2 separate regions of the Homo sapiens genome follow, and region 2 is linked to region 1. Evidence: chromatin loops called from intact Hi-C (ENCODE). Cell type or tissue: dorsolateral prefrontal cortex. All regions are shown on one strand. Each heading gives the region's core, and the rest is flanking DNA. Links, peaks and the distances in the headings are about the cores only.

The links. Hi-C counts contacts between places; a loop is a spot of excess contacts. Peaks named below come from ENCODE experiments on the same cell type or tissue, not always from the same donor. Only the 100,000 strongest peaks of a DNase experiment are listed, where the experiment ranks them.
Region 2: it touches region 1 in a loop (2.1-fold over the local background); 6 of 110 quality-filtered maps call a loop at or near these places.

The regions. Positions count from the first base shown.
Region 1 is chr5:39,075,309-39,087,516 of GRCh38, reverse strand. No RefSeq gene overlaps it. Among named protein-coding and RNA genes, the nearest start is that of RICTOR, 7.0 kb to the right of the region's middle. RefSeq lists an enhancer at 10,270-10,369. In dorsolateral prefrontal cortex, for the core only: a CTCF peak has its summit at 6,719; a DNase peak (open chromatin) is centred at 6,734; H3K4me3 peaks cover 1,420 bases; H3K27ac peaks cover 2,865 bases.
Region 2 is chr5:39,124,628-39,136,835 of GRCh38, reverse strand. FYB1 (FYN binding protein 1) reads left to right here. Exons shown (of 19, transcript NM_001465.6): 8 at 1,822-1,981; 9 at 2,487-2,628; 10 at 6,224-6,246; 11 at 9,029-9,095; 12 at 10,701-10,838. Among named protein-coding and RNA genes, the nearest start is that of RICTOR, 56 kb to the right of the region's middle. In dorsolateral prefrontal cortex, for the core only: no CTCF peak of the experiment used is centred there; a DNase peak (open chromatin) is centred at 4,602; H3K4me3 peaks cover 655 bases; H3K27ac peaks cover 3,273 bases.

The DNA.
Region 1 (12,208 bases), core at 3,989-8,988:
AAAAATTTGACCTTCTTTGTCTCTTTTTACTGTTTTTGGCTTTAAGTCTGTTTAATCTATATATAGTTATTCCTGCTTGCTTTTGGTTCACATTTTTTTGGAATATCTTTTTCCATCCCCTTACTTACAGTCTATATATGTCTTTATATAGGAGATGAGTTTCTTGTAGGCAACATCTAGTTGAGTCATGTTTTTTGTTTTTGTTTTAATCCATTCAGCCATTTTTTTCTGGGCTTTTGTAAATTTATCAATTAGAGTCTCTTGCTAAAGAACTATTGTGTTCCATTGGAGGCATCATATTTCCTTGCTTTTTCAGGTTTCCTGTGTATTTACATTGATATCTGTGCATCTGGTATAACAGACTTCTTTCAATTTTTTGAATTTGTTTTCTTAAGGGAGGACTTTTTCTTGAAGATGTATCTATGGTGTTGGTTGGGTGGCATACCTTGGCTTTGATTCTGGGTGTATGCGTGAGTGTAGACTCTGTATGATTTCTTTGGCTGTAAATAGCGTCAGTGGTATCTGATTTTCTTGGTGACATAGGATGTGGTTATTAATGGAGGCTGTGGTGAAGTTTTGCTGAGTACTAGGATGCCAAGTGGGCCAGTCTTTGGGCCCCAGTGGTGGCAGTGGTGGGCTGAGGCCTGTCCTTGGGCCCCTGAGCAGCTTATGTTGGCACCAGAGTCAGCAGGTCCAGGCTGGCTGATCCTCGCGCCTCAAAGTGGCTTGCTTGGATGTCAGTAGTGGCAGTTGTGGGCCAAGAAGGCAGTGGGGTTCTCAGGCCTCTAGGCAGCCAGCATGGGATGGGCAGTGTCAGTCACAGGGGCAGGACAACCCTCTGGGTCCTAAGTGGTGCATGCTGGTGTTGGTGGTGGCTGCAATGGGCTGGATGGGCTAGTCTCCAGCCCAAATGTGGCGCATGCAGGTAGGTACCAGCAGTGGTTGTATCATCAGGTGAGTAGGCCCAACCTCATGCCTCCCTGGGAAGAGTGCTCAGGTGCCAATAGTGGTGGATTGAACTGGACAGTTCCCAGGTTCCCAGACTATATGCTCTGGCATGAGGGGTTGAAGCCAGGCCAAGCAGGCTTGTCCTCAGACCCCCTAATTGTGTGTACAGGTGCCTTCAATGTTAGGCAGAAGCAGGGAAATCCCCAGGCCTCCAGCGGAATGCTGGAGTTGGACAAAGCAGTGGCCGTGCTGCAGCCCTGCCTCTGAGAAGGGCAGGGACACCTTCGATGATGGCAGCCTAAGTTGGTGGGTGGAAAACATGCACCGCACTCATGTTTCAGCCTCTGTGGCAACAGCCTAAGCCTCACTCACACTTCAGCTCTGGTGCCACTGGGCCCCAGGACAGTGCTTAGTCTGTCGTGGGCTGGGCTTTCAAAATGGTGCCTTACTGTAGCTGTCTATGACTCAGGGGGAATGTGGGACCCAGCACAATTCCTTCCCTGGAGCAGTGCCATTATGCCGTCTCCAAGTAGCTCCCCATGCTAGTTTCAGGGCCTGTAAGGGTCTAGGTTCTTTCCCGTGACTAGGATTGCAGAAGTCATGGTGGAACCATAGTCCGCAGGGGGTCACTCATTTACCCTTTCCCTGTATTCCCCACTCCCAGACAATCCTGGCTGAGAAGGCTGCCTCGCTTCTTTCTCCTTCCTTGCTTTAGGTTTTTCTGTCACTTTCCTGTTGAATTCCAGTGTTCTGCTTTGGATGATCCATTCAAAGTGTGATTATTCACTATTTTGGTTCTTCTTTGGGCAGGAGGCAAGTATGAAATGCTTCTAGTCGGCCATCTTGAAGTCCATTCCCAGATGTTTTGATTATATAGAAATAACTTAATTTTTCCATTTTTATTGAAGATAGGTATTAAAAATACAGAAATTTTGGTTGATACTGATTTTTCTTCAGCACTCTAAAGATATTTTTCCTTTTTTCTCCATATTATTTATGTTGAGGAAACTACATAATTATTCTAATTGTAATTTCTGCAAGTTATTTGCCTTTCCTTTCCACTTGTTTTTAAGATTGCTTTGTTTTTAGTGTTTTTAGTGTTCTGTACTTTCACTATATAGTGTCCACTTGATTTATCTTGATTTACATATATTATCCCTCTTATATTTGTTAATTTTTGTCTTTCACTAGTCCCAGAAAATGCATAATCTTTTCAAATATTATATCTTCTTTGATCTCTCAATTCTTTCCTTCTTGGAATCCTGCTAGATCTTTTCATTTGGTACTCCATAAATTTTTTACCGCTTGCAATAATGACTTCTGTTATTTCCATTTTTATTAAAGTATAAATTACATAAGGCAAATTTACCCTTTTTAATATACAGTTCTGTAAGTTTAACAAGCACATACAGTCACATAACCCCCACTGTATCCAAGAATTTGACTCATTTCATCACTCCTAAAAATGACACTGTGCCATGTTATAGTTAACTCCACTGCCCAACCCAAGATCCTGGCCACCACTGATCTTGCTGTCACTATAGTTATGCCTTTTCCAGAATGTCAAATACATAAAATTATAGAGTATAGAGCCTTTTAAGTCTGGCTCCTTTCACTTAGCATAATACATTTGAAATTCATGCATATTGTAGGCCGGGCGTGGTGGCTCACGCCTGTAATCCCAGCACTTTGGGAGGCCGAAGCTGTTGGATCACGAGGTCAGGATTTCAAGACCAGCCTGGCCAACATAGTGAAACCCCGTCTCTACTAAAAATACAAAAATTAGCTGGGCATGGTGGCGTGTGCCTGTAATCCCAGCTACTTGGGAGGCTGAGGCAGGAGAATTGCTTGAACTGGGACCCGGGAAGCGAAAGTTGCAGTGAGCCAAGATAGCACTACTGCACTCCAGAGTGAACTACAGAGTGACACTCCATCTCAAAAAAAAAAAAAAAAAAAAATTAGACGGGTGTGGTGGCACATGCCTGTAATCCCAGCTACTTGGGAGGCTGAGGCAGGAGAATCGCTTGAACCTGGGAGGAGGAACTTGCGGTGAGCCAAGATCACACCATTGCACTCCAGCCTGGGCAACAAGAGAGAAACTCTATCTCAAAAAAAAAAAAAAAAAAAAAGAAATTCATGCATATTGTTTTGTGATTCAGTAATCTGTTCCTTTTTAATGCTAAGTGGTATTCAAATGTACAATTATTCCATAATTTGTCTATCCATTCTCCAGTTGAGAGACATTTGGGTTGACTTTAGTTTGTTAGTTTTTGGCAATAACAAGTAAAGCCCCTATAAATACTCACATCCAGATTTTCATGTGAACATAAGTTATTATTTCACTGGGGGAACACCTAGGTGTGGGATTGCTGAGTTGTACGATAAGTGCATGTGTAACTTCAAAAGAAACTGGCTGACTGATTTCCAAAGTCTCTGAGCTATTTTGTGTCCCCACCTCTCTTGTGTGAGAGAGTTGCACTTGTTCCACATCTTTGCCATTTTTGGTATTTTCCTTTTATGTACTTTTTAAGCCTTTCTAATAGGTATGTAGTGATATCTTATTGTGGTTTTAATGACCATATTCTTCATAACTAATTTTACTGAGTAATGTTTATATGCTTATTTTCCATGGGTATATTTTTTTTGGTGAAGTGTCTATTCAAGTTTTTGTCCATTTTTTTCATTGTTTAGTTTTCTATTAGTGAGTATTGAGAGGTATTTATATAGCCTGCATACAATTACTTTATCAGATACATGATTTGAAAACATTTTCTCAGTCTGTGGCTTCTGTTTTTATTCTCTTAAAAGTGTCTTTTTAGGGGCAGAAGTTTTTCTTTTTGATGACTTCAATCCATCAATTATTTCTCATATTGATCATGTTTCTAGTATAGTATCTAAGAACTCCTTTCTTCCACTCAAGGCTACAGAAATTTTTTCTATTTTTTTTCTAGAAGTTGTGTAGTTTCAATTTTACATTTAGATTTATGATTCATTTTGAGTAAATTTTTGCATACAGTGTAACATACAGATCAAGGTTCATTATATGTATGTGGATAGCCAATTGATCCAACACCATTTGTTGAAAAGGACTGTTCTTTCTACAATGAATTGTCTTTGTACCTTCATCAATAATTAATTAAATATATATACTTTGTGAGCTCTTTATGATATGGTTTTGCTCTGTGTCACCACCCAAATTTCATCTTGAATTGGAATTCCCATAATCCCCACATGTCGAAGGCAGGACCTGACGGGAAGTAATTGGATCACAGGGTCAGTTTCCCCCATGGAGTTCTTATGATTGTCACTGAGTTCTCAAAAGATATGATGGTTTTATAAGGGGCTTCCCCCTTTGCTCATTTGCTGTCTTGCCTGCCACCATTTAAGACGTGCCTCTTCCCCTTCTGCCATGATTGTAAGTTTCCTGAGGCCTCCCCAGCCCTGAGAAACTGTGAGTCAATTAAACCTCTTTTCTCTATAAACTACCCAGTCTTGGGTATGTCTTTATAGCAGTGTGAGAATAGACTAACACATTTCTGTCCTATTAGTTTATATATACATCCTTTCTCTAAAGTTGTCTTGTCTTCACTCTGGCATTAGAGTAAGTCTTGAATTCAGATAGTGTTTCTTTAGTATTGTGCTGACAATTTTAGACCTTTGCCTTTCTATATAAACTTTATAATCATTTTGCATATCTACCAAATAACTTCTTGAGTAAGCTTTGGTGTTTTCTGTCTTTAAAGGATTTGGTCCACCTCATCTAAGTTAACAAATTTATTGGCATAAAGTTGTTAATATTCCCTTCCTATACTTTTAACATCTATAGGTTCTATGCTAATGGCCCATCCTTCATTTTGGATATTTGTTATTTCTTGCTTGTCTCTTTTTTCTTGGTCAATTTAGCTAGAGGTTTATCCATTATTACTTCATTTTCTCTGCCCCAATCTCTCTCTCCTCTGCTTCTGGGATTTCAGTTACACATATTTCAGACTGCCTGATTTTTTTTATATGGGTTACTAAGGCTTTTTCTTCTTCCTTATTTCCCCAGTCTTTTTCTTCTCTATGCATTTTGTTGGTTTGTCTTCAAATTCACAACCCTTTTCTTTTTTAGGGTACAATCTGTCATCATTTAGTGAATTTCTGACTAATATATCATCATTTCTGGCACAGTGTTTTTCATTTCTAAAATGCACACTTGGTTATTTTTTACAGAATACATTTCTCTCTAGAGAGTATCCATCTGTTTACTTACTGTGTCCAACATTTCTTTTAAATCTTTGATCATATTTATGAAACTCTATTAATTCCAATGTCCATGCTTTCTCTAGTCTTGGTTTTTGTTTTTTGTTTTTTGGTTTTTGGTTTTGGTTTTGTTTTGTTTCTTTTTGAGATGAAGTCTCACTCAGTTGCCTAGGCTGGAGTGCAGTGGCATGATCTCGGCTCACCGCAAGCTCCGCCTCCCAGGTTCAAGCGATTCTCCTGCCTCAGTCTTCTGAGTAGCTGGGATTACAGGCATGCATCACCACGCATAGCTAATTTTTGTATTTTTAGTAAAGACGGGGTTTCACCATGTTGGTCAGGCTGGTCTCGAACTCCTGACCTCATGATCTGCCCGCCTCGGCCTCCCAAAGTGCTGAGATTACAGGCGTGAGCCACTGTACCCGGCCTCTGGTCTTGTTTTTAATTGATTTTTTTCTCATGAGGATGAGTCACATTTTCCTCATTTTTCAAATCTCATAAAATTTTTGCTGTATGCTGAACGTTACCAATGTGATTTGTCGGAGAGTTGGAATATTGTTGTTGTATTTTTGAGTTTAGTTTTAAACCCTGTTCTTTAGTTAATTTATTGGGAGATCAGCTTGATCCTATTGGGGCTTGACTTTGAACTCTGTTTAGGTATATCTATAGCAGCCTTATTCTAGGACTGATGTATCCTTTTCGATAAGTTATGGCCTTTGTGGGATCTCAGTGCAACCCATTTCCTAACGTATAGCCTTTTGGGTGTCTTACTTGCATACTCAAAGTGTTCACCAAAGTCTCTTTACTTGCCGGTTGGATGTCTTTCAGCAATCTGCAACCTCTGGAATCTCCATTTAGTTCAGAGCCCCCAGGGGCTGTTCTTTGCCATGTTTCACTGAGTCTTACCCTATGATTGTTCAGCTTAAAATTCAGCTAAATAAGCAAAGGGATCCCAGTGCAGATTTCTGGAGCTCCTACTTTGCACAGCTCTCTCATCTCTGGTATTATGCCCCTCATCTCGACTTCAGTTTTTCTTTCCTCCATTCCGTGAGACTGCTGCTCTGTTTAGGTTCCACAAATTTTGTGTTGCATTTTCAAAGCTGGAGGGAAGGTGAAACTCACCTTTTTTGCTCCTTTTATGTCAAGGTCATAGTGCCACACTATTGTCCAGTGCCTAAACACTGCTGTTTCATATATTTGTCTAAATTAACAATTGTTTATTGTAGGAAGGTACATCCAACAATCATTATTCTATCATGGATAGAATAATAAATTCATTTGAAAAAAATTATTTAATATGGAATAGCTACTTTGTATTTTGTTTCATATCATCAATATCTGAAGTCCTTGGCATAGAATTCTGTTTATTTTGATTTATACGGATTCTTACTCATAGTCAGTTTTTTCTATGAGTTTAATGATCTTTGAATGTGAGCTTTTATTTGTTTGATCTTGATATGTGACGATCCTAGGAACTGATGAAGTAATGGACTTTCCCCAAAAAGGATTTGTAATTGCTACTGCTGAAAGCCAGGGGGCACTACCAACCTGGGTCCACTTTGGTCCACTTCTAGGATCCTGGACTTAACGCAAGAGCCTGATGTTCTGCTTTCCTACCTTGCAGTGGCTTAGTCTTCAGATCTAGATAGCTAGAGAGGACCTTTTTTCCAGTTTTCTAGTTGCTCACTGCTCCTCACTCTGACTTCAGTGTCCTATTTTGTTATTTTTTTTTTTTTGTGGAGGAATTTGGAGGAATTTTTTTAGTCCCCTACCCCTACGTGCCCCCTTCAAAAAAAAAAAAAAGAAAGAAAGAGAGAGAACAGAAAAAAGAAAAGAAATGAAATGAAAGAAAAAGGTAAACTATTAATATTTATTATACATATTAACAATGGAGCTGTCATCTTGTCAGAAGGTTAAATTGACATGAGTCATATAAGTATTCTGAGGGAAGATTGGGAGTTCTACAACTCAGAAGAATTCACAACAGACTCAGGAATTCTCTCCACTTTGGCATATGGCCATATACTTTATCTAGGTAAGTGGATTTAAGGAGGATATTATAAACTATTCCTCACAAAATGTACACACGGCTTAAGAAGAATCTTGCAAAGAAATTGTATGTAACACAAATAATAAAAGCACAGTACAGGTTTTAAAATATGGCAGACTTGATACTTCTGATTTTAGCACTTTATCAGCTTCATTACAAGGAAAAAGCAATGATAATGCAATCAGATGTCACAATGTCAGCCAACATTTTTTAAAATTAAAAATATTAGAATTATGTGAAATATGAATTTATATGCATTATCCTTCACTATTATCTGAGTCTAATTATATATTGCTCCTTGAGATGTCAGCTATTATAAAGCTACCAGATTAGCAAAATATTTTTAACATAAACAGAAAATAAAGATAATTTTCTGTATTTTTTCTGTGATGTTAGAAGTCATGCAATATTGAATCCATTACTTTGCAAAAAGACAGATTTTTTTCTTTTTTCTCAAGGTAGGGTCTTGCTTTACTACCCAGGCTGAAGTGCAGTGGTGTGATCATAGCTCAATGCAGCCTTGAAAAATCTGAGCTCAAGTGAGCCTCCCACCTCAGCCTCCCAAATAGCTGAGATTACAAGAGCATGACGTCATGCTAGATAACTTATTATTATTATTATTATTACTATTTTAGTAGAGACGAGATTTGCTACGTTGCCTAGGCTAGTCTGGAATTCTTGGGCTCAAAGGATCCTCCTGCCCCAGCCTCCCGTACTGCTGGGATTACAAGCATGAGCCACCCTGTCCTGTGAAAAGAGAAAGATTTCTTATTAGCAACAGACAAAAAGGAACATATCAGTTGGGAATATAGTGCTATTTCCTACTGTGGTTAAAAAAATGGCTGGGAATAAAAAAAAAAAAACAGAGAAAAATATTTGTTGACAAAACTAAAACGCAAACCTATTGGTCAACCAAAGCAGAAAAAGGGGTGGGGCAGGGGAAGGCTGAAGATTTGAAGAAAAAGGCATTTGAACAAATAAGCATTATGAACAAGCTTTGCTGTGTGTGCAGTTGAATGAAAGAATAAATATTTCTAACTATGTCTTAGCTTACGGTGTTGGCTTAATTCTGTTAAGCTTTTTTCTGTGCCATCAAAGTAAAAGTACCAAATACCAGGTGTCCTTATCAGTAAACAACTTCCTTAATAAGAACAATGTTTTATGAAAATCGATGAAGCAGTTCCCATCAATTTAAAAAGGAGTTCATACAGAAGTACAGAGATAGTACCACATGTGATAATTTTGTATAAATAAGACTTTTTAAAAAGTTTAATTTTCACACACTTTGAAATGAGAGGTGAAGAAAATCTTTTGTATTATACAGGTGTTTACTATTTATTTAGTGGCAAGCTTTTTTTTCATGATGACTGGTGGCTTCGAGTAGCATGTTACCTATCAGATTTTTTAAAAAAAATTAAAAAAAAATTTCCCTTCAAGGTAGATGTGATAACAATAACTAAGAAATTTAATACTTCCAAAAAACCTGTGCTAGGATGAGAGCATTTAGAAAACAGATATTTGAAAGTGTTTCAGTTTTGTGATTTTTTTCTGAAAAAACTTAAAATATAAATGTGTCACATATATAAATTTTCATATCTGCACACTTGAAAATCATGGGAACAGAGTTTCCCAATCTGCTTCAAAATCTTTCAGATAAATGGTTTTGCAACCATTTTGCTGAAAATTTCTAAATGTTATGTCTTCTAGTTTGATAGGAAAACTGATTGACATTAGGCAAGATGAATATTTGTTAGCCAAATTACTAGTTTGATAGGAAAACTGATTGACATTAGGGAAGATGGATATTTGTTAGCCAAATTACATTTCAAAAAGCTTTTGTATCACTGGGTGGACGAAATGGGAAAATGAGTTTTATGGTTTAGAAATGCGGCCAATACAGTAGTTCTTCCATTTTTAACTTTGCATTTTGTGAGGTCTCAGCTATTAAAACCCTATACCCACATAAACTCTTCTTAGAACTAGACTTTTAAATTTCAGTATCACAAAGTATATAACAAGAAATGTCGAGAATAATGAAGTATATTCAGCCCCATTGCTTTGTATTCGTGTCATTAGTAAAATAACATTAAAAATTACTTTTAACCATTTTTATTTTGTGTTTATGTTTTAAGTTCTAATTTAATTTAAAAAGTGAATATATATGTATTGCAGTGTATGTGCAAAAGTTCTTTTTTTAATGAACAGATGCACAAATAATTTTGATTGTTTATAATGACCTGTTAAGTAAGTCATTATTATAATCAACTGTTTATAATTTTGGTTTAGAATAGCCAACAAAATTTTTCTAAAATAGTTTTCCTAAAAAAATTCATGAGTAAAAATTTGTTTGGGAACAAGTAAAATGAGAAAACGGGAGAGAAAAATCACTCCAAATTCTACCATCTGTAGATAATAACTGTTGAAATTTTACTGCATACCCTTCTAGATTTCATTTTTTAACATATCTTCATCTTCCATAAACATAGGTTTATTCTTCATTTAAAACTGTTAGTCATAGAGAGTCTCTTTAAAGAATTATTTAAAAGGAAATTTATATGAGATTTTGGGACAGAGATTAAAATTTAAAGACACAATACTCAGGGGCTCTGTTCTGCTGTGACCAAGACATAATTAACACTGGATGGGATTGTAACATTTGTTAAATTTAATTCATTGCTTGTCGTGTAAATGGCCTTTAGATGTCTCAAATGTGCGGTTTAACTATGAAGTTACCAAGAAATAGTCTGACCAAATTTTGTGGCTTTTTACTTGCTTTATCTTCAAATGGCCTATGTACCAAGGCAGAGAGATTAAAGGGAACTAAGATTTTGATAAGGCTTTTGTTTCTGTTCAGTATTACAACTGTATCCCAAACCGATAAAATATGGTTTACATACTAGAATTATTACTAGAATTCTAGTTATATACTAGAATTATTAACTGCATGCAGGAGGGTAGAGAATAGAACCAAGGGAGTGACTATGAATGGAGTAATTGTATCCTCAGAATTAAGCAGTTATCTTCCAAAGGTATGGTCCTGGACTCGATCTTCTTATAGAACATTTTTTATCAATGACTAATACTACCAGAAAAAAAAAAACAGTCACTGACACAGCAAATGAAACCTAGCTGGGAAACGAAAACTAAGAAGAGGAAGTCACATTCTCAATGACCAGATTAGAATCAAAATAAAAATTGGAGAAGTAGTAAGAAGTAAACAAAATGAGTAAGTCATATGGGTCGGCTAAAAGATGCAAGGAAGAAAAAGAAGTTTCAAAAGGAGGAATAGCTAGCAATTGGCAAGTATCAAAGAAGAAAATTTAGGGGTTTTAACAAGTATCAATCTGACTATAAACAATAAAGTAGTGCTACTGTTTAAAAAGCAAACACATTATAAAATGTATTCCTTACTAAAATTTATCTAAACTTCTGCTTCCTAGTTGAGTGTCACTTGCAAACACTAATAACTTGTTCCTTTTCACCAGACCTGCCATTCACTCTAAGAGCAAATATGGAGAACCTAACCACTCAAACGACTGAAATAGTAACAGAGAAAAAACTAGTTTCGATGAAAGATTGAATGTAATTTTTTCTCCTGCAAGAAATAGAGTAATTGAATAATTGTCTTTAATAGCATACAGTTATAATGATTAAAATACTACTGGATTTAGGCACTTATGTACCTCAAGTAACTTAAAAGTAGATTAGTTGTACTCAACTTTCATAAAACACCGAGAGAAAATGAAGTTAAATTGTATTAGGAAGGAGTTAATGTAGAATATAGAGGGATTTTATAATATGATAAAAGATTTGTTGAAAATCAGAACAACTGTAAGAATCTGGTATAATTTCTACTGATAGATCTCTACTTTTCTTTAAGGGTGAAATGTGGTGATACATGGAGGGTTGAAATCCAACCCTCTGCCAGACCTCAAGTTTTGTGATTTTTGTTTTAGGCAGTAACTAGAATAAATAAATTGCACCAAGATTTTTAAAGCTATAACGGAGGGAGCACGCTTGTTGACATTAAAACTACTACTGGTAATGCCAGAAGACATTTCTTTAAAGTACTGTAATTGTGTTACATCCTTAAATCTAAGTGCAGTATCAGCCGCAGATATCTGATTGTAGACTTGGTTTAAAAAAAAAAAAAGAACTGGAATATATAGATAATTGGCAATATTCTAAGGAAGCAGTGTTCCTATTTTATTTTCCAGATGATGCTACTTTATGTTCCTTTTATTTTTCTTCTTACCACTTATTTTACAAATGACATATATTAACTATAGGATATTTAAAAAGTAGAGACAAGCAAACAAGAACAAAAAAGTGCACGTGTAATTCCACAAATGAGGGGAGAAAATCAGCTAACATTTTCATGTATATTTTCAGACTTTTTTCAACATACATGTACATATAAAATATTTTATAATGTATATTTTTAATTTCGTACATATTTAAACTTTTATTATAAAACAGGAAATTTGTAATATTTTGCTTGATTTAATATCATGAACATTATTTCCTATTACTAAGTCTACCTCTTCACTTTTAATCGTTGACATAATTTACATAATCCCTACCTTTGGTCATTTAAGTGTTTCCAAATGTTCACTCTTATTAACAACTTCAACAAATATCCCCAATATTGCTTTTTTTTTCTTTTTTAAAGTAAGCAGAGAATTGGAATAAATTAGAAATCCAGGGCACTTACTCATCCAACAGATATTTATTGAATACTTATTTGTGCCAGATATTGCATTAACTGGGAGCTGGGAAAACAGAACTGGTTAAGGCTAGATCTCCACTTTTAATTAACTTTCAGTCTCATGGAATAGAAAGATGAGCTGAGGAACTGGAGAGGACAAATCGCTCCTCTCTTTAAAGTAAATGTAGTTCAAGAGAAAGCTGCTGGGTCAGTGGCCAGGTGTGTGTGTGTGTGTGTGTGTGTGTGTGTGTGTGTGTGTGTGT
Region 2 (12,208 bases), core at 2,689-7,688, 51 kb before region 1:
TTTATTCCTCTGGAGCATTTAATATGTGGTTCAAATTTCTTTAAAAATGATTTATATATAACTTCCCGGTATATTTATTGCATTAAAGCAAAGGTTCAATGCATGGTGCAAGGAAAATGTATAGCATCAAGTCAGCCAGACAAACTGATTCAAATTCCAGTTGCACATACAAGTTATGTGATCTTGGGCTTCTCACTTAACTTCTCTGAGCCGCTGATTCTTAATCTTTTAAGTAAGGATAAATGATACTACTCCAGAAAGTTTGTTATGGAACTAAAATAATGCAGAGCATACACTGTATCATAAGATTCTCATTTGATTTTGAAAAAGCTTGCTATATGTAAGTAAAATTATGATTACCGTATTAATATTAGAACATTTTACTTATACAGAATGCATGACTACCAATCTTTATATTTTTCAAGTGAAAAATTAATTTCAATTAATTTATGAAAATCTATATCGTAGGCCAGGCGTGGTGGCTCAGGCCTGTAATCCCAGCACTTTGGGAGGCCGAGGTGGGTGGATCATGAGTTCAGGAGATTGAGACCATACTGGCTAACACAGTGAAACTCAGTATCTACTAAAAATACAAAAAACTGGCCAGGCGTGGTGGCGGGCACCTGTAGTCCCAGCTACTTGGGAGGCTGAGGCAGGAGAATGGCATGAACCTGGGAGGCAGAGCTTGCAGTGAGCTGAGATCGGGCCTCGGCACTCTAGCCTGGGCAACAGAGCGAGACTCCATCTCAAAAAAAAATAACAAAAATCTATATAGTATACTTTCCATGAAGAAATTGTAGATTTAAAGGAATTATGTGGGGTTTTTCCATGTTTCTTCTGGAGAATTCAGCTTTACATTATCTCATTCATTCAAATAATATTTTTAGTAAGAAAAGATAGGATATGGAAATCATACCATTAAATATGAACTCAAAAGTCTGTCAAAACTAGGACTTCACCAGCCATATTCCTTTCACAAGATGATAATAGATAATAGGTAAAAAAAATTAAATAAATATGAGAACTGAGCCTCATCAGCATCATGGCATATCATAACTTAACTTACATTATTTTCTTTATTTCTTAGTGGTACATGATAATGATAAATGTTTATAATTAATGCCATCATAAATTCAATAAATTAAAGGTAGAGCTTCTTCAAAAGTCGTCATGCATATTTGCATATCAAAAGATTCAAGAAATTCTGTTGAAAAGACACCAATTTAGGATTAGAAAATTAAGAGTTTAGGATTCATAGTCTAACCAACATCATTATCCTTCTATCAATAAGCCACCATACTGTTCAGAATATTAATTTGAAAAACCTCGTGTAACATTTGCTTGCTATTATTTGATTTACAAGCTTATTTCTGAAATGTTATCTTGTTTATAGCAGGTAATGTCTGCTCCAATTTTACAAACAATGCAAAGGGGAAAAAACTCCATCTTCTGAACAGAATCCTGGCATATTCCATAAAGATACATAGCACACAGCATGGATTGTTGTACATAAACGCTGTTCAGTTATTGGGGGCTGCCTTTGCAGGCCTCTTGCAGAATTCCTAGTCAACAGATCCCTGCCTCACTCTCCTGACCCCATGCACATGTTCACCTGTCTTAGCTGGTCCTGCTTGGCCCCTGTGATTTTTCCCTAACCCCTCCTATAAGAAAAACATTCACCCTCAATTTCTGGTTAAACCCTGTAAATGTTGGTTATAGGTAGCTTAGCAAGTTGTAGACTTATATCTTTCAAAATTGCATTCCTTAAAGATTTTCTAAATTATAAGGAAATCTTTTGTGACTATTTTTTTCTCTTTGCAGCTAACAGGCCCTATTCAAGTCATCCATCTTGCAAAAGCTTGTTGTGATGTCAAAGGAGGAAAGAATGAACTGAGCTTCAAGCAAGGAGAGCAAATTGAAATCATCCGCATCACAGACAACCCAGAAGGAAAATGGTTGGGCAGAACAGCAAGGGGTTCATGTGAGTGCAAATTTCTCTATGGCTTCGAAGTATTTTCTTTGCGAGGCAATATTCAATGTACATATTCCTCCAGAACTCGTCATAGGCATCGAGTTAGGAGTACTTTACAGAGTGGACAAAGGGAGGAAAATGTTAAATGGCAGGTATAGTTCCGTCTTCACCTCATCTGTTATCTATATTGTGGGAAACAACGTACAGTTTTATATTATTCCAGGAGGAACGAACAGCATTAGGTTTTTCATTGATGTTAAAAAGAAAAAATGCTTCATGTGAATCACTTTAGAATATTTAAAATAGAAGGTAGGCTTACATTAAACTACAACAGGATTAGACTTTGACAGAGTACAGTAAAATTTGGGTCTACTTGGGAGGTCTACAAATCAGAACTACAAGAAAATAAATCAGGGGAAAGTTTAAAGAGCAAATGTGCAATTGATATTTTATTCACAACTTTAAAATATTTAAACTACAGTTGCCTGAACATAAATATTTCCCTTTTTGGTAGATGGCTATATTAAAACAACTGCTGTAGAGATTGACTATGATTCTTTGAAACTGAAAAAAGACTCTCTTGGTGCCCCTTCAAGACCTATTGAAGATGACCAAGAAGTATATGATGATGTTGCAGAGCAGGATGATATTAGCAGGTATGTGCAAGTACGTATTGTAGAACAGATCAAACTGTCTCCTTGTCAGAAATTTTGTATATTAAGATCCTAGAATTTTACCCTCCATAACTCCTACTGCTCTCTATCACTAAACTAAATGACCACTTACAATAACCCCAACATGGGTGAAAGGTCGTTTGAAACTCCATAGTCTTTCTTTTGATTATATGCATCAAATACTACTTGAAATATAGTGGGCCATTTGCCAGATCTTGTAAAATGTGTTTTCATTCTAAAACACTTTTATAATGTTCATTATGACTTGATCTTAGGGATATGCCTAATGAAATATGATTTGGTAAAATATGAAGCATAAAATATAAAATTTAGCCCATTTTTTCTCATAAATCTCTGATTCTAAATATATTTGTTGTTATTTTTTGAAAATACGACAAAAAATGATTTTTATGGCAACCCCAGTTTGCTCCTTAAAAGTAAAAACTCCGTTTTTTTATGATCCCTAGGTATCAATTAAGGGTCCAACTTTCCACGGCCCATTCCACTAGATTAAAATGACCTTCACTTCAAGAATTATGGGAACACCTTCCTGGTATAGAGGAACAGAATAGAACATCCTTTCTGGAGGACCAATGAGAGGAGATTGGCCATCCCTCCCTTGTACCTCTCCTTCTCTTCTTTCCTTTCTTAGTCTTCTGCTTCTTTCCTCTCTCCATCTCTCCTCTTCTTCTCTTTGTTCCAGCTCTGATTTTTTGTCATTCTTTTGTCTCTTTTGTACTTTTCCATTCCCTTTCTCCTTTCATTCCTTCTTTCCTCCAACACCTCCGTTTTCAGTTTAAAGCCATAATCCCCTCAAGTTGAAAGGAGGAAAATCTCTGGTCCAGTTCAGAACTTTAGTTTTTTGATGACTACTTTATAAAACTAGGAAACCTCCATTGTGATCCCAAAAAACATCATCTGTGCTAGCTCTTCACCTGGGTAAAACTGTGTCTGCATTCTTCATAACTCAAATTTCAAAGGAAACAATCTTCATTGTCAGCCATTTCTAAAACACCAAATTAGTAATACACTTATAAAGCACATGAAGAATTAAATTTTCCTCTTATGATCTTTTATATCATGGTATCAGTTAAGCTTGTTATGCTGCTTTCTAGCAGTTTTGTCTTTCTAAAATGAATTACAGCCGGCTATGCCTTCTTACCATGTTCTAAACATAAATTATGCAACATATACCAAAACATACAATGCATGCACTAGAGTTTGGAGATCATTAACTGACTTTAGTCAAACATCGACCTAGTGTGAGTCAGTAAATGCCAGTTTTGAGGCCAGATGAAGTTCCAAATCGTCACATTCTGTAACTTACAGAATTTTCATGACTATGTCAAGCATATTACCAATGTATATACTTTGTGTGTGCCTTTTGTTTTTTAAAAAGCACACTCCCTTAATTTTTGGTGAAAGAATTCCAGTTACATTATTTGCGCATATTTACATGGATGTGCATACTCAAGAAAAAAATAACAAATCCAGAAAAAACAATGAGGTTCTTAGAATGAAACTTTGTTTAACCATATTGGGTGAATATTTCCCAAAACTAGCATTATCACCTTTTTCCATTTTATTGAATCCATACATACCACGACTCTAAAAACCTGCTCTACTTTAGTAAACATATAACAAAAAAAGAATCTTATATTTAGTAAAAGCAGGAAGTTGGAAGAGTTGTAGGGTTTTAATGCTCAGTATCTTAAACAAGTATAGCCCCACAATATTTACTAGCATCTAGCCCTCTCTTATGCACCCTTACTAAGAAAATTAAAGAAGAAGACATTTCTATACATGTTTTATTTTTGAAACTGCAGCTGCTGCGGGCAGAGATCTCATAACAGAACATGCTTTGTTCTTAGAAAAAGGGAAGATGCTGAGTGTAGCCGGCAGCTTGCCCTGGCAAGAATAAGAAGAGAAGGCATCATCTTCTCCCTCCTGCTCATGATTCCTGGCTCAGGCACTCTACCAGCTCTTTCCTGATTCCCTAGAGTGAAGAGCAATGGCTGTGAGTGCTTCAAACTCCGGGAGCAGTTTTGAGGCTTCAAAGCACAGCCCCTGACAGCTGTCCTTCTCTTTTCCTTCTCCACTAAAGCAGTATCTACAGTAAATATGAAACATTGAAGAAAAGGGAATTGCAAATGCAAATACCCCTCTACCATTTCATAGTAAACCTTCTTCCTTCCATGTATCTCTCTCTCTCCCTCTCGTCTCCTGTCACATCCTGCTCTCTCTACCTCTTCTTCACTTCATCAAATGTTTTCATCAAATGTTCTAAACAGGCCATTTTAGGAAGTTGAATAATTGCTCTAGACATGAAATAAAACAGGAGCTTTGCTCCTTATTCCAACAACCCTGTTCTTTGGAAATTGGTATAAAAATCCAAGATGAAAAGTATCTGCCAAGAGTGGCAGCCAAGCAGAATGCAGCTCTTCACATAATTCCAACTGCCTGCTTCATGCATCATGCTCAGAGGGAAGAGTCAGGAAAAATAAATGTCAAAATGGTACATAAGCAAGCAGACAGTGTACTGCAACTTCTTCAAAAAGCAGTTCCTTATTTATATAGGAAGACATTTCTAGCATGTTTTCCTACAAAGTTCCTGACAGCAACTTTATGTTTTTATTTCAAATTTAACAGGAGATCTGCATCAGATCAATTTCTTTCACCCACTTTTAACGTTAGGAAATCAGATATGAGTACTATATAATTGTCCTCTAAGACACTAACATTAAACTGATATCTGTTGCTGGCAGAAAACTGGGGGTATAGTGAGTGCAGCTAGGTGTAAAAGTGGGCGTGGTCAAGTCACTTAATTTCTCAGAGCCTGGTTTCTTTTCTGTATAATGAGGGAATTGAAGAGATGATTTCTGGGATTTTTTCCATTCTCACAGTCTACATTTCCTTTGATCTCACAGAAATCACATTTTAGTGGGAGATATAGGCAAGAAAACAGACAATTATAACATAAATGCTAAAATAGAGAAAATATAGAATGATGTGAAAGTAAGTAAGAAACACAGGCAATCTGGATTTACAGATTCAGCAGTCATACCAGATAAAAGCCCCCTGAATGAGATTTCAAGTTTTTTAAAGTTCTCCCTTTAAAGAAAAATGACTGCTATTAGACTAGGAGTAAAATGCTGTGGTCAAAAGATATTGAAAGATAATTTAATTTAATGCAACAATAATTGCTCTATGTGACTTATGGAATAATAATACCCTTGGGGCTTGTTTTAATGGTCCATCTATGGAATGATGTCATAATGTATCATCTGAAAACAACCTCATACAAAAATGTCAAAAGCAAACAATATCATCATTTTCTATATCATATATAGTGCATAATTAACTTAATTCTTGTTGTTTTTATTTGTTTTGTTTTGTTGCCTTGTCATTACCCATCTATGATGATAAGGAACATTTTTTCCTCTTTACATATAGCATTCTAAGAACTTTCGACTGGAATGTTATTTCTCTTTTGAATAACTAATCAGGATATGTACTTCTCTTCCTCATAGCTAAGTAATTCATAGATTAACTTAATATTTCTGGGTTTCTTTTCTAGCCACAGTCAGAGTGGAAGTGGAGGTAAGCCACACGCTTCTTAAAATGACATTTTACAATTGATACATATATTGGCATGTATTTATGGAGCACATGTGTTATTTTGTTACATGCATAGAATGTGTATTGTTCAAGTCAGCGTATTTAGGCTATCCATCATCATGAGCATTTATCATTTTTATGTGTTGAGAACATTTCGAGTTCTCACTTCTGGCTATATTGAAATGTACAATGTATTATTGTTAATTATAGTCACCCTACTCTACTATTAAGCATTAGAACTTATTCCTTCTATCTAACTGTATGCTTGTACCCATTCACCAATCTCTCTTCATGTCCCCCCAAACACATTCTTACATCCCTCTCAGCCTCTGGTAACAATCACTCTACTCTCTACCTCCATGAAACAAACTTTTTTAGCTCCCACATATGTGTGAGTACATGCAGTATTTGTCTTTCTATATCTGGCTTATTCCACTTAATATGACTTCCAGTTTCATCCATATTGCTGCAAATGACATGATTTCATTCTTTTTTTTTTATGACCAAATAGTATTTCATTGCGTATAGACAAAATTTTCTTTATCCATTCATCCAATGATAATTAGGTTGATTCTATATCTTTGCTACTGTGAATAGTGCTGCAATACACTTGGGGATGCAAATATCCATTTGATATACTGATTCTCTTTCCTTCAGAAAAATATCCAGTAGTGAGATTGCTGGATTGCATGATAGTTCTATTTTTAGTTTTTTTGAAAAATCTCCATAATGACTGTATGAATATATATTCCCACCGACAGTATGAGTTTCTTTTTTTCCACATCCTTGCCAGCATCAGTTACTATTTTTCTTTTTGATAACAGCCATTCTAACTGGGGTAAGATGATTAGTGATGTTGAGCATTTTTTCATATGCCTGTTGGCCATTTGTATGTCTTCTTCTAAGAAATGTCTTTTTAGATCCTTTGCCCACCTTTTTATGGGATTGTTTGGGAATTTTGCTGTTGAATTGATTGAGTTTTTGTATATTCTGAATACTCATCCCTTTTGAGATGAATAGTTTGCAAATATTTTCTCCCATTCAACAAGCCATCTCTTCACTCTGTTGGTTGATTGCTTTGCCATACAGAAGCTTTTAGTTTAATATAATCCCATTTGTCTATTTTTGTTTTTGTTGCCTGTGCTTTTGGGGTGTTAGTCATGAAATCTCTACCTAGACCAATGTCTTGGAGTGTTTTCTCTATGTTTTCTTACAGTTGTTTTATACTTTTAGGTCTTATGTTTAAATCCTTAATCTATCTTGAGTTGATTTTTATATATGGTGAGAGATGGCGCCTAGTTTTATTCTTTTTCCATATGGATATCCAGTTTTCCCAGCACCACTTACTGATAAGGGTGTTTTTTCCCCAGTGTATGTTCTTGGTGCCTTTTTCTAAAATCAGTTGGCTATAAATATGTGACTTTATTTCTGGGTTCTGTTTTCTGTTTCATTGGTTTTTGTTTCTATTTTTATACCAACGGTATGCTGATTGGTTACAACACAAAATCAGGGAGTGTGATGCTTCCAGCTTTATTCTTTTTGCTCAGGATTGCTTTGGCTATTAATGCTCTTTTTTATTTCATACAAATTTAAGGATTGTTTTTCCTATTCTGTGAAAGATGACTTTGGTATTTTGATAGAGATTACATTAAATTCGTAAATTGCTTTGGGTAATATGGTCCTTTTAGCAATATTAATTATTCTAATATGTGAGCATGGGAAACCATGCACTTTTATCAATAATTTCTTCATAAGCCTTCATCATGTTTGTGTATATTAATGAAAAAAATGCTTTAGTTTACAAATAATGAGAGAGATCTTAATACGATGGAAAGAACACTAGCTTGAGAGTCAATAAACTGGATTCTAGAGCTAGCCAGCAAGTGACTCAGAGTAAGCCACTTCTTTCTTTTAAGTTTGTTACAGATGGTATGGTGACTCCACTCCAATGTGTTCAGGACAGTCTTGACTTATTCCAGTCATCAGAGCACAATTAATAACAGCATTCTCCTTCACTTTTGGAAGTGTTTTTGTTTAGATGATAACCTATCTAGTCACCTTGACTGTAGTTCAATGGCCCCTATATTTCCCAGCAACAAAATAAGGGATTTGATCTAACACTTGCAGTGCTAAAGTTCTCATACTAAAAGTCAAATTTCAAGGTCATTTTACATATTCCTGCACATAGAAACTACTCAATAAACAATTGTTAAGTAAATATCTGTCAAATTGCAAGTTTCCTGAAGAGCATAGAATAACAAATGAAACCAGAAACAGTTTAACTTTCAAAAATATGTATTTTAAAAGTCACTTTTCACTTCTTTCTGTTTCAACTACCATCAATATTTACAAATTCACCTTTCATCCCATTGCTTTTCTTCTCTTGTGTCTTGATCAGTATCTTTTCCTAAATGTCTCCTCACCATTAACTAGTTAGCTAGATTTGTATCACCTCCTCACTTCTTTTTCCACAATAAATATTTAACTCCATGCCCTATTTAAGTTTACTTTTTCTCATGTTTTTGCACCCTCATTCCTTTCAACTCAAGTCCACAGTGCCTCTTAGCCCTCATTTTGTTATTGTAATTTCACCCCTAAGAATTCTTTATAAAATAATCAACAAAGTGTTTTTATTTAAATGGTTTACATGAAAGTGAAATGCTCTCTGCAGTTAAATAAGGAAGATTTACAATTAAAATCTGAGTGAGCATTACATGGCCAAATTATAAAATTAACAGAAGATTTTCCTCCAATCCAAATGAAGGGATATTCCCTCCACCACCAGATGATGACATTTATGATGGGATTGAAGAGGAAGATGCTGATGATGGGTAAGAATAATCAGTGAACTGCTTTTTGCAAATTATTATATATACATTGAAATTTAGTTTTGATTTCCAGTTAAAATAAAAAGCGGAAAATAGTGTTCTTTCTCACATTACCCCAAATGATTTGAATGTTTAATTAACAGCAATTGTAAACCAGGAAGTGTAATTTCACCACACTTCAAACGAAGTGTTTGATTGTTTGGAAGAACTTCAATAACTACAGCAAAACAAGTGAAATGAAAACAAAAGATAAATTACAGGTGTTGTGTATTTTTTTTTTTTTTTTTTTTTTTGAGACAGAGTCTCACTCTGTCGCCCAGGCTGGAGTGCACTGGCAGTTGTGGATATTTTTTAAGTCTTTCCTAATAAAGTCTTTATTGATCAATAATTTACTTTTACAACAATCCCTGAAGAGTTTATCAGTTGCATGGCTATCCCTTGTGTAATAACATGATTATAATATAGGCAACCCAAATAAATTGAGACCTATGCTACCTATGGCAGAACCAGTATTGAATACTTAATCCTTTAACTTAATAATAATTATCTGTTCATTTATAATAATTATAACAATTTATAAACATAAAAATATTTTAGGTCAATAAGAAAATAAATTTTCTTTTTCCATTTTAAATGGCATATTTAAAAGTTTAAGATTTCTTTTTTTTTTTTTTTTTTTTTTTTGAGACCTGAGTTTTGCTCTTGTTGCCCAGGCTAGAGTGCAATGGCACGATCTCGGCTCACCGCAATCTCTGCCTCCCAGGTTCAAATGATTCTCCTGCCTCAGCCTCCCAAGTAGCTGGGATTACAGGCATGTGCCATCATGCCTGGGTTATTTCATATTTTTAGTAGAGACGGGTTTTCTCCATGTTGGTCAGGCTGGTCTCGAACTTCTGATCTCGGGTGATCTGCCTGCCCTAGCCTCCCAAAGTGCTGGGATTACAGGCGTGAGCCACTGTGCCTGGCCTAAGATTTCTTAATTACTTCATTTTAATCATAAATAAAGCAAAATTGATGTCCAAGCTTTTTTTTTTTTTTTTTTTTTTTTGAGACCAGGTCTCACTCTGTTGCCCCAGCTAGAATGCAGTGGTAGGATCATAGCTCACTGCAGCCTCAAACTCCCAGGCTCAAGCAATCCTCCTACCTCAGCCTCTGAGCAGCTGGGACCACAGGTGTGCACCACCACACCCAGCTAATGTTTTTTATTTTTAGTAGAGATGAGGTTTTGCTATGTTGCCCAGGCTTGTCTCAAACTCCTGGGCTTAAGCAATCCTCCCACTTTGGCTTCCCAAAGTGCCAGGATCACAGGGGTGAGCCACCACATCCAGTTCTTTGAAACTTAATCCTTATGGACTTGCTTCACATTTTAAGAAGTGGGAGAATTCTCACTTGATAGAAAAAAAAATGATCAGGTTCGTAGGAGCAGTATTCAATCACCATGATCTGTAAATTTAATAACACTATTTTGTCCAATAAAATGAGTTATTTACTGCCTGAATGATTAATGTGGCCGTAATGATTAATGATTATAAAGAATCTGAATGTCCACACAATGTCTTCACTTGCCGCTGATTATTACATTCTGATCAATGCCTGCATGCTCCAAAGCTCCACACTACAGGTTCAAGAGAAGAGTAATACGTGGTCCTGGGGGATTTTGAAGATGTTAAAGGGAAAAGATGACAGAAAGAAAAGTATACGAGAGAAACCTAAAGTCTCTGACTCAGACAATAATGAAGGTTCATCGTAAGAGTCAACCAACCAAATCCAGTGTACAATAACTACACTAATATGTATTGAATCAAATGCTACTAATATTCTATAACCAATAACCAAATTCTGATAGACTTAAATCATCTTAATGCAATTTTCCGTTAATCATCTTAGCCCCGTTTATGGTGTCACCTTTAAGCTCCTGCATTACATAAAAGAAGGCCAAGTACTCAGAAATCATCATATAGTTCAAAGATATATTTTACTTTCTTCACAAAAATGCACAAAAACACACATGTACACATAATTGCACACATACCCTCTCACGCTCATCCACACAGTCATACACAAACACTGACACACCCATTTACTAGGACCTTTTAAAATATAGCATTACATCTGAAAACTCACAATTCCAATGCCACATTTTACTGCATAGTATTTTATATTGAATACTCTTCAAAATATACATTCTTTTTAATAGTTTGAAATAAAGAACATAATTTTGAATTTTTTTCTCTAAGTACAATAATTAAAGACTTTTAACTATATTACACTCTAATGATATATTAATAATTTTTCCTATACTAAAAGTATTCTAAACATCTTAAGTTTGTCCAAATAAAATCTAAGGCATAACTTTTCTCTTTCTATTCCAAAAATAATCCTTTAGTATAAATTCCATACATATGAATTTGAAAGATCTTAATCATATTCCCTGGTACAAGAAAATCTTTCTGTTTTATATTTAGCTCATGAATTCACCACATTTAGCTCAAGTCTTTATAAGATGTTAATTCCATATAGCATTCCCAATTGGCTTGTAAAACACCAAAGCAACAAGTCAATAAAGAGTACACTTGAAATTCTAGGAAAACACAAGAAACCTTCTCTTGAGCAGCATTACTCAAATATAACCCTTACTTAAAAATGAGAGGGTTTTTTTTTTCTGCTTCAATTACATACTATCCAAATCTGATTTGGGATCATTTGAATTAATGATCCCTCACATTCTATTCTAACCAGTCATTTCTGTTCTGTGCACCATTCTTTCCGTGGTGTGTTTGTGTGTGTACGTGTGTGTGTGTGTGTGTGTGTGTGTGTGTGTGTGTGTGGAGTGTATTTAGAAGTCATATTTCAGAAAATAGAAGCATGGGTCTTCTTCTGTTGCAGCCAAATGCCACTTAATTCTGATTTCAGAGCACTTTAATTAATAAGCTCTCACTCTCTGGTTTAAGTAAATATTCCTCTTATTCACCATTTTCCTGTTTTGGGGTATATATGCACATATTGGGAAACATGGTCATATTCCTGTGACCTCTATTAATTTTGAGTCTGTATTTCTGCTCTTTAATTCAAATAAGCAGTTTGGAGGCAGAATATGTATGCCACGATGCCTCCAA